2 separate regions of the Homo sapiens genome follow, and region 2 is linked to region 1. A link is a loop called in an ENCODE intact Hi-C map of the cell type or tissue named here. Cell type or tissue: endothelial cell of umbilical vein. All regions are shown on one strand. Links, peaks and the distances in the headings refer to the core of each region. The heading gives the core; the rest is flanking DNA. Region 1 has its middle 47 kb from the start of HYAL4. Region 2 has its middle 92 kb from the start of TMEM229A.

The links. Peaks named below come from ENCODE experiments on the same cell type or tissue, not always from the same donor. Only the 100,000 strongest peaks of a DNase experiment are listed, where the experiment ranks them.
Region 2: it touches region 1 in a loop (2.6-fold over the local background); 1 of 110 quality-filtered maps calls a loop at or near these places.

What each region holds. Positions count from the first base shown.
Region 1 is chr7:123,795,396-123,800,787 of GRCh38, reverse strand. It overlaps a transcript of HYAL4 not described here. Among named protein-coding and RNA genes, the nearest start is that of HYAL4, 47 kb to the left of the region's middle. RefSeq lists enhancers at 1,780-2,301, 2,302-2,823. In endothelial cell of umbilical vein, for the core only: no CTCF peak of the experiment used is centred there; a DNase peak (open chromatin) is centred at 2,587.
Region 2 is chr7:124,122,159-124,127,550 of GRCh38, reverse strand. No RefSeq gene overlaps it. Among named protein-coding and RNA genes, the nearest start is that of TMEM229A, 92 kb to the right of the region's middle. In endothelial cell of umbilical vein, for the core only: no CTCF peak of the experiment used is centred there; a DNase peak (open chromatin) is centred at 3,150.

The DNA.
Region 1 (5,392 bases), core at 139-5,138:
CTACTCAGGAGGCTGAGGCACGAGAATCGTTTGAACCCGAGAGGCAGAGGTTGCACTGAGCCGAGATCAGACCACTGCACTCCAGCCTAGGTGACAGAGCTAGACTGCGTCTAAAAACAAAACAAAAAAAAAAGAGAGAAAAAAATTACATTGAGATTTTAAATCGGTATTACACTAGATGGAATTGTTAAAGATGCAAGAAAATGAAGTGATTGCATTCTAATTAGACCATAGAAGATGATATGCTTATTTGATATTTTAGCTATCAAAAGAAAAACTTCTTTTTTTTTAATTTTTTTTTTTTTTTTTTTAATTTTCAGGCCGGGCACGGTGGCTCACGCCTGTAATCCCAGCATTTTGGGAGGCCGAGGTGGGCGGATCACGAAGTCAGGAGATCGAGACCATCCTGGCTAACACGGTGAAACCCCGTCTCTACTAAAAATACAAAAAATTAGCCGGGCATGGTGGCGGGTGCCCGTAGTCCCAGCTACTCAGGAGGCTGAGGCAGGAGAATGGCGTGAACCCGGGAGGTGGAGCTTGCAGTGAGCCGAGATCGCGCCACTGCACTCCGGCCTGGGTGACAGAGCAAGACTGTCTCAAAAAAATAAATAAAGTAAAAAAAATTGACACAGAGTCTTTCTTTGTTGCCCAAGCTGGAGTACAGTGGCGCGATCTCGGCTCACTGCAACCTCCACTTACCCAGTTAAAGCGATCCTTCCACCTCAGCCCCACCTCCAATAGCTGAAACTACAGGCGCACCACCATGCCTAGCTGATGCTTTGTATTTTTAGTAGAGGCGGGGTTTCACCATGTTGCCCAGGTGGGTCTCGAACTCCTGCGCTCAAGCAATCAGCTCACCTCAGCCTCCAAAAGGGCTGGGATTACAGGCGTGAGCTACCAAGTCCAGGCAAGACTTCTATTTTTAGTTAATAGTGATTTCATGTACCAAATAATGTATTCAAACAAAAATTCATATTAGAATTGAAGTAAATAAGAGACCTTGTTTAAAGTGCAGTCATTCCTTGGTAGAAAAACATATCTGATAAAAAGAACAAAAAGAACAAGAAACATGGAACCAAAATGAGTAAATGAAAAATTATTAACAAAAATGTTAGCAAAATGTTGCTAACATTTAAATTTATATATATTTTTTGTATTTTTAGTAGAGACAGGGTTTTACCATGTTGCCCAGGCTGGTCTTGAACTCCTGACCTCAGGAGATTCACACCCCTTGGCCTCCCAAAGTGCTGGGATTACAGGCATGTGCCACTGTGCCCAGCCTCAGTGTAATTTCAAAATAAATTTTATTTTGAAATTATAAATTTATAATTTATAATTTAATTTTATTTTATAATTTTATAAATTTATAAATTACCTTTATAAAATACCTTCCATAGTATTATATTTTCAAAAAGATTAGAAAAATGAGCCTGCTGATAAAAGAGTAGGGAACTGAAAATATTGGCTTAAAAGGAGCTATGAAATTAATTTTTTTCTGATTGTATTTTAACCAGAAAATTAAAGGGAAATCTACAATAAAGAAATAATGTCTTTACATAAGGAGAAGAAAGAGAGGAAAATACATTAAATGTGAATCCGTCAGAGAGAAATGACATTACTTTATCAATACTAAAAGAGTTTGTAATGAGTCTACTGATATATACAGTGAACTCTGATAAATGTGGATGCCCTGAATTATTTAATAGCCTCTTACAAGTTTCCCTGCTTGTATGATTGCCCCCTTCAGTCTAGTTGCAAGCGTAGTGTTCTCTTAAAATCTTAAGTCAGATCATGGCACTCCTCTGCTCAAAGCTCTTCAATGGCTCCCCATTTCCTTCAAGGCTCTATCTAATCTGATCACAGTTACTTCTCTTACTTCCTTTCCTATTTCCCTCCCCTAGACCATACTCTAGAGTAACAGAATTTTATGTTCCACACAGTCACTCAGCTGCCACCATCTTGTAGCTGCTTCATCCTAAATATGCCACTTCCTTGGGTATTCTATTAAAGGGAAAGAGAAACGAGAAATCTGCATGGACTTTTCACTACCTCAGTCTGGAAAGGACACACTTATATCCACAAACATTCTATTAGTCAGAACTTGTCCTATCCACTCATTTAATTGCAAGAATGCCACGAAGGGAGTAAATGGCATGTTTGATCTGTTTCTGTCAGCCCCGTGAACGTGATTGACACACCCAACCACCTGTCCCACTCCTAGTTTCAGCTTCGTCTTTCCTAAGGTTGCTTTTAAGCTCATGATAATATGATTATCCATTTTTAGAGATGGCTTTACATTTTGTGGTTTGAAAAGGATAGTGCAAGATCTTTATAAGTCTTTATTTAGGGCTAAATTATGGTTCTAAGATCATTGTAGGTAATCTCTCTCTCTCTCTCTTTAAATGAAGCAGTGTTTATGGGATGAAGGAACACACCTACTCTTTCCCTTATTAAGAATAAAGCACTGAGCAAGTAGAAGGGTGGAGGCTCTGATAATTGCATAGTTTCTATAACCACAACTGACCTGTAATCACTTGACCTTACTTCTGGCTTAAATACACAAGAGTGACTTTAAACATCTGAGTGTGTTGCAACTAGCTCTGTAACTACCGCTGACAGGTGTCCAATTACAAAATTCCTATTGCATTACAGAGTCTTGAATAACAGAAAGTTGCCAATTTGAATATCAACACAGGGTACTTAAAACAATATAAAAATTTCCTTCAGAAGCCAGGCCACATCTTTAGGAAATGTAAGGAAGTAGCACCCTCTGGTGGGTAAAATAAAAGGAAAATTTGTGGACTTGCTTATTGAGGAATCTATAATTGTGGGCACTTTTTAAAATTATTATTATTGCCATAGGTGTAATTAAGTTTTCAAATATAAGCTTTTTGAGAATTTGGAATTGAGTCCTGGGGAACAAAATGCTTTTCTTAGAAAACATTGATAAAGAGAAAGTGCATGACTTTGCAAATTGCCATTTTTGATTGATAGCTACTTGTATGAATTCCAGGCGAGTTAAAGCAGAGTCTAGTAATGATGAGAAGGTTACTTATAACCTGAGACTATTATCTTCAAAGAGCCATGTGCCTTAGTAATTTAAAAAAGTTTACATATGCTAGGCCCAGGCCTTAGTGTGGGCCTCCAATCTCCAATTTACTTAGTACTTATCAGCAGAGGCCAACAGGGGCCCTTTTTCATATCTACTTGATTTATTTGTTAGCCAATTTCAGAAATAATAGTTTTTATTTTTGTTTTGTTTTTGCAAAGGCAAGAAAAATAAGTTTTTGGCTTTTCAGCTTTCAAGTATCTGGGTCCCATTTACTTAGCTGACATTTTTCTCAGAATTTTAACGTTGCTTCCTTGAGCAATTAAGTTTGGAGTTTTATTTGACTAAAAGGTTACTTAGTTCAACAGAGCAGCAATGTGATGGACCTGTTCTGGAATTTTACCCTGACACTTTATTATAGCTTTTTCTGTGATGTTCAGTAGCAATGAGAGAATAGAAGACCTTTTCTATAAAAAGAGAAGGGTACATGAATAGTCATAGCAAATAGATGCTAAAACTTCATAGAACCTGTTACTCATCCATTTACGATTGAGTCTCATTAAGCCAGGCTTCTTTTTAACCTTTTACCTTAAGGATACTTTTTACCTGACTTTGCCCCCATATGAATACCAAAACCACATGTATTTTATAGTATGTGAATATATACAGCAAGAAGTCCTAGTCAGTAGGCTTCTGTGATCAAGAAAGATGGGCATAGCCCAGAAATTGAGAGCACAGACTCTTGATCCAGATCCTGACTTTTTTTTTGAGATCTTGTTTCCCCCTTAGCTATCACCTCCCTACTTACAAGAAACCACCAATCTATTTTCTATCTTCATAGATTTGCCTATCTTGGACATTGTATATGAATGGAATCATACAATATGTGGTCTTTTCTGACTGGCTTCTTTCACTTGATATAATATTTTCAAGGTTTATCCATGCTGTAGTATGTAATATGTATTGGCACTTCATTCTTTTTCATGGCTGAATAATATTCCATTGTATATATATACTACATTCTGTTGATCCATTCATCTGTTGGTGGACATTTGGGTTATTTCTACCTTTTGGCTATTATGAATACTGCTGCTATAAACATTAGTGTACAAGTTTTTATGTGGACACGTTTTCACTTATCTTGGACATGTACCTAGAAGTGGAACTACTAGGTCATATGGTAATTCTGTGTGTCAACAGACTGCCTGATTTTTAGGCCTAGTTCTGTTGTTGCTTGCTCTGTTGTCTTGGGCAAATTATGCCTCAGTTTTTTAATCTATAAATAGAACTGATAGCATCTCATATAGTTGATTTAAAGATTAAATAATTACAACTTGAAAGGCTAATAGTATACTTATAAACACCACGTAAATGTTTCTTTAAAAACATTTTTTTTCCAGATTCTCTTCTTTAAAGATTTTGAGAGAATCCCTAAATCCAAGTGACAGAAGGAATTGTCTCAGGTTTGGCCAGGTCTGGATGACTCTTCCTATGAGGCTCCACAGTTGTCTGTTCCCATGATGTCTAATCCATGCTGTTCTGTGTTTGAATTGTTGCTTGGTGCCTTCAGTGCCTTCTGGGGATTTGCAAATAGTGCTTATTCTTTGCATTGGCAAAAGTTCAAAGTTCACCTAAATACAAGCTTTACAGAGGCTTCATTTCCCTGCAATATAGTTTGCAAACAATTGGATTCCTGCCTTCTCATAAACCCTGAGGAAGGTTTTTGTTTATTTGGTTCACCCTATACTCTTAAACGAAGCATCTTATCCTATGTGTCTCTGTCAAACAGTACTCAAGGAACCAGTTTTATTCTGCTCCATTGGGGTAAGAATCTTTCACATGTTGGGTCCAAGCTATATGGATCCAACCATGATGCAGTACTGTGACTCTTCCTCTTCCTTGGTAACTAAACTAGTAGCATTTCTTATCAACCCAGTCATACTTACAACTTCATATGTTTCATTGATAGTATATTAGTCTGTTCTCATGCTGCTAGTAAAGACATACCCAAGACTGGGTAATTTATAAAGGAAAGAGGTTCAATTGACTTAAGTTCAGCATGGCTTGGGAGGCCTCAGGAAACTTACAATCATGGCAGAAGGGGAAGCAAACACATCCTTCTTCACAGGGTGGCAACAAGAAGTGTTGATCAAAAGGGGGGAAAGCCCCTTATAAAACCATCAGATCTTGTGAGAACTCACTATCATGAGAAGAACTTGAGAAAACACCCCATGACTAAATTACCTCCCATCGGAACCCTCCCATGACACATGAGGATTATGGGAACTACAATTCAACATGAGATTTGGATGAGGACACAGCCAAACCATATTATTCCACTCC
Region 2 (5,392 bases), core at 196-5,195, 330 kb before region 1:
CAGTAAGGGGGATTTTCAGAGTCTAGAATTCTCAACAACTTCATCTGTATATAAATTGCCTTGCCTGCAAATGTTTAAAAAAGGATAATTCCAGTTTGCCAACTGCATTAACCATGTTTTCTATTAAATAGTTTCTGTATCTGATGTGTTGACATCTGGGGCCTTGAGGCCAAGGCTTGCAAATTCCTAGAGACAGCAAAGAAGTATCCCTGGAGCATGCCTTTGATACGTGAACTAATCTCAAGCCCAAACCCCCGTCATGAGTACCAACCCTCACCCTAATTGCCCAAGGTTCAGGCCTCAGACAACCATGCTATACTCCAAAGCCCACTAAAATTATTTAAACAAGGCAATGCTAACTTGGATTCCTTAGCCTATCTCTCCTATTCTTTCCTATGAACCTTACTAAAGCCTTTATTTGCCGTTTCCCTCACTGTGCCTATGACCAGCCTTGGTGTTCTCTCCTGTGGGTCTGCTTGGTGCAGTCTACCTCTCTCCTCTTGAGAACTGTGAGTAATAAACTATTAGGTTGGTGCAAAGGTAACTGCAGTTTTCACCGTTGGCAGTACTGCAATTACCTTTGCACCAACCTAACGTCTTTTCTTTTTTCTTTTTTTTTTTTTTTTTTTGAGATGGAGTCTTGTTCTGTCACCCAGGCTGGAGTGCAGTGGCAAGATCTCAGCTCACTGCAACCTCCACCTCCCAGGTTCAAGCGATTCTCCTGCCTCAGCCTCCTGAGTAGCTGGGATTACAGGTACGTGCCCACCACACCCAGCAAATTTTTATATTTTTAGTCGTGACAGCATTTCGCCATGTTGGCTAGGCTGGTCTCAAACTCCTGACCTCAAGTGATCTGCCCACCTTAGCCTCCCAAAATGCTGGGATTATAGGTGTGAACCACCACGCCCAGCCCCTAATATCTTTTCAGTGGCAAATATCTCCTGTTGGTCTCATTGTATCTGAATAAAACCAAAATCCTGGGTGCATTGAAGTTGACACTTCAATCTGCATCAAGCCTTGGAGTCAGATTTAATGGCGAAGCTGAACAAACAGCAAGTCTACATTGTAGTAATTCACAGCATCTCCTGAGAGTCTTGTGTGCATCAAATATTAAGGATACAAGTAAACAAGTGGGGACAGCTCTTGTGATGGATTTTACAGTTCTTCTAGGGATGAAGAACAAACATACACACTCATAAATAACCTTTACAGGCCAATTCTAACATGTGTACCATGAATTTAATAAATATAGAAAGCACACATTTCCAAATCTTACTAATGAATGAAATAAAGAAGGTTAATTGAGGTGTTATCGGTGCATTTCATTGTTTGGACCAAATTAATTAGTTGTTTCACTGGCAATAATTTACAATTGTTAAATTTACTGAGCATGGAAAAAAATAGTACCTTAATCAAGCTATGTGTTTATTGGTCAAGTCAAAGCCTGGTTATTTCCTAACTATATATGATATAATGTGTCATATTTAATGAGTTTTTCTTTATGCCATGTCATAATAGGTTACTTACAAATTAATCATACCCTTAACAAATAACTTCAAGTTATGCTTCTCTTCAACAGAGTAGACAAGGAAGGGAAGAGACACTGGAAATCTTCCAGAACAAGCAAGTTGGCTATAAGAATAAAAGGGTGGGATTCAGACTGGAAAAATATAAACATGAAGGAGGGATTGAGGACTAGGCAGAAGGAGGAAATATTCAGTATTTTCTTTCACTGAGAAATCTTCTGGGCCAGCCTCTTCAGAATTGAGTAAAAACAGAACCTCAATTTGTTTCCAAACGTGGGAATGAAGTCCTCATAATTTGAATGGAAAAGATTTATCACATTCCTGAAGATGAACATACAATAATGTCACTATATAAATTTCCCCAAAATTTATGTATTCATTTAATATAATGTTAATAAAAACATTAGTAGCATATTCTTTTGGATAAATTGAACTGAAAAAATAATTCTAAAATTTGTTTAACAGATTAAATATATAAGAATAGTGTAGATAATTCTGAAGGTAAGTAATAAGGGGGTGCTGTCCTATTGAACAAAAATAATTAAAAGTGTGCAATTTTGTTGTCAAAATAGTCAGATAAATAAATCAGAACACAAAATCGTGGAACAAATATGAAAGAATATACAATTTTTATATTTGGTTAATGTGGCCATGCAAATTTGGAGATGAATTATTTAAAGATAGTTTTGGAACAAGTTGCTAATGATTGAAAAAGAAAAATGAAGTTAGGCATTTAATTTATACCATATAAGAAAATAAACTATATAGATTAAAATTTTAATGAAAAAAGCCAGACAATAAAAGCATTAGAAATCATGCTTAATTGAAATAGAGAGAAAAAATAAAGCAAGTGTAATAAAATGCTAACATTCAAGGAGGCTGGGAATTCTTCATATTATTTTGTAACTTTTTGTAAGTCAAAATTGTTCCAACATAGAAAGTTTAAAATGTATTAGGAGAAAATATACATAGATCTTGATAACCTTAAATTGAAGAAGGCCTATCCTTACAAAAGAGAAGATAATTTAAAAATTTTACTATACAAATTATAACATTTGAGTCAAAAATATGCATAAACATAATAATATTTTTAATAAAATGATAAATGACAAAAGGTGGAAACATTGGCAACATAAATGACATAAAAAAGTCAATGTTATTATTTCATGAAGAGTTCTCACAATCAAAAGAAAAAATTCTGTATTCCAATAGAAAGTATGTGGAGCATATATAGTAAATAGATTTGCAAAAGAAAATATTAAAGACCCAATAAATGTGTGTTAAAATAAAATTTACTCAGGAATAAAGAAGCTAAAAGAAAAAGATACCTAAAAGATTTCCAAAATTTAAAATGTTTTTACATAAATGACAATGTTATATATTGGCCTGAAAATGCAGAAAAATGACTACCCTCATAAACTGATAATGAGAGTACAGAGTATGTACCAAAAAACTGTTAAGATGGTTTATCCAGTAACAAAAATGAGTTCAAAAGCATTCTAAGTGAAAAATGAACAAAAATATTTTAGGTGATGTATATTAATACAATAATTATTATTTGCACTTTACAGATGAGGAAATGACTCACAGAGAGTTACTTGAGTAACATGCTCAAGGTCACACAGGAGGACACTGACCCCAGGAATCAGTGGTTTTTACTACCACACCCATTCTGGCACCAGTTATTTTAATTCTAAGCATTTAAAAATCTTAAAACTATTTTTATGAAATATACATAAATAAATACAATAATATCTAATCGTGATGAGTTACAAAGAAAAAATAGGCTAATGAGATCAAGAGTAATACAAGATTTATAAATCCTTGTTTAATCTTATGAAAAAAGTACTCTCAGTAACTTGATTTGAGAAGTCAAAAGAACTGGATATGGAGATATTAAGTAATTTATCCACGGTTATAGAGAGTCAGGATTAGAATAACACAGTAAACAGTAAAAATGTTTACTAAATAATTTAGAAAAAATAACTATAAAGTAAAATGTATAATATAACCTCTGAAGAAAAAATTGTAAAAATATACTTGCATGTGTATTTATACACATATATTCATTCTTATGTACTAATCATATATGTATATGTGTGTATCATGGTACCAAAGCAGCACTAGTAACATTCACAAAGGACCTACATATAAATGAATAATCATTATATTTTACATCTTATTTAATGTAATTTCTTAACAGTGTATAGTACTCTTTTTTTTTGGTTTTTCTTTTTTTTTTTCTTTTTTTTTGAGATGGAGTTTTACTCTTGTTGCCCAGGCTGGAGTGCAATGGCACAATCTCGGCTCACTGCAACCTCTACCTCTCAGGTTCAAGTGATTCTCCTGCCTCAGCCTCCCAAGTAGCTGAGATTACAGGCGCCCACCACCACACCTGGCTAATTTTTGTATTTTTAGTAGAGATGGGGTTTCCCCACGTTGACCAGGCTGGTCTTGAACTCCTGACATCAGGTGATCCACCCACCTCAGCCTCCCAAAGTGCTGAGATTACAGACGTGAACCACCATGCCCAGACAGCACTCTTGATTATTACTTCTTTTTGTCCCCTTAGGAAAAAATTATTTAATTAGAGGTGCTGTGGTCTGAATGTTTGTGTGCCCCCAAATTCAGATGTTAAAACCTAATCATCAGTGTGATGGTCTTAGGTGGTGGCAGCTTTAGAAGGGGATTAGGTCATGAGGGCAGAGCACTTGTGATTGGGATAAGTGCCCTTAGTTCTTGTGAACGTCATAAAATGTATTTACACAAACCTAGATGAGATAATCTACTGTGTACCTAGGTTATAGGGTATAGCCTATTGCTCCGAGGCTACAAACCTGTACAGCACATTATTATGCTGAATAAAAGACCTCAGAGAGCTTTCTCACTACTGTGGCCATGGGAAGACACAGTGAGAATATGGCTGTTTATGAATCAAAAAGGAGGGCCTCACCAGACACCAAATTAGCTGGCATCTTGATGCTGGACTTTCTAGCTTCCAGAGCTGTGAGAAATAGCTATGGTATTTTGTTATAGTAGCCTAAAAAGGCTAAAAAAATGGATCTAGATTTTTTAATCTGTTATGTTTTTATTGAATGTTTATAATTTTTTCTCAAATATTTAAAATAAGGAGAAATATAAAAAATAAAGAAACTCACATTTAGAAATAAAACATTTTCTATATATTTGATGTGTCCTGGGCACTCCTCCCTAATATAATACAAATTCTCCTCAACCATGACCAACAGAGAGAACCACTATCCTGAATTTGGTATTTCATATACTATTTCTTCACGTTTCTTTTTTTTTTTTCTTTTTTTTGAGACAGAGTCTCGCTCTGTCGCCCAGGCTGGAGTGCAGTGGCACAATCTCGACTCACTGCAAGCTCCACCTCCCAGGTTCACACCATTCTCCTGCCTCAGCCGCCCAAGTAGCTGGGACTACAGGCACCCACCACCACGGCCAGCTAAGTTTTGTATTTTTTTAGTAGAGACGGGGTTTCACCGTGTTAGCCAGGATGGTCTCGATCTCCTGACCTCATGATCTGCCCACCTCAGCTTCCCAAAAGTGCTGGGATTACAGGAGTGAGCCACCGCACCCGGCCCACATTTATTTTTTTCAACTGACTTTTTTCTCATCTTTATTGAGGTGTAATTGGCAATATAAATATTATACAATTACAGTGTACAATGTGATGTTTTGGTACATGTATACATTATAAAATGATTCTTACAATTCACTAGCATCCATCCCCTCACAGTTAACATTTTTTTTTATAATGAGAACTTTAAGATCTACTGTCTTAGCAAATTTCAAGTATACAAATGCAGTATGATTAACTATAGTCACATTGCTGTATATTATTA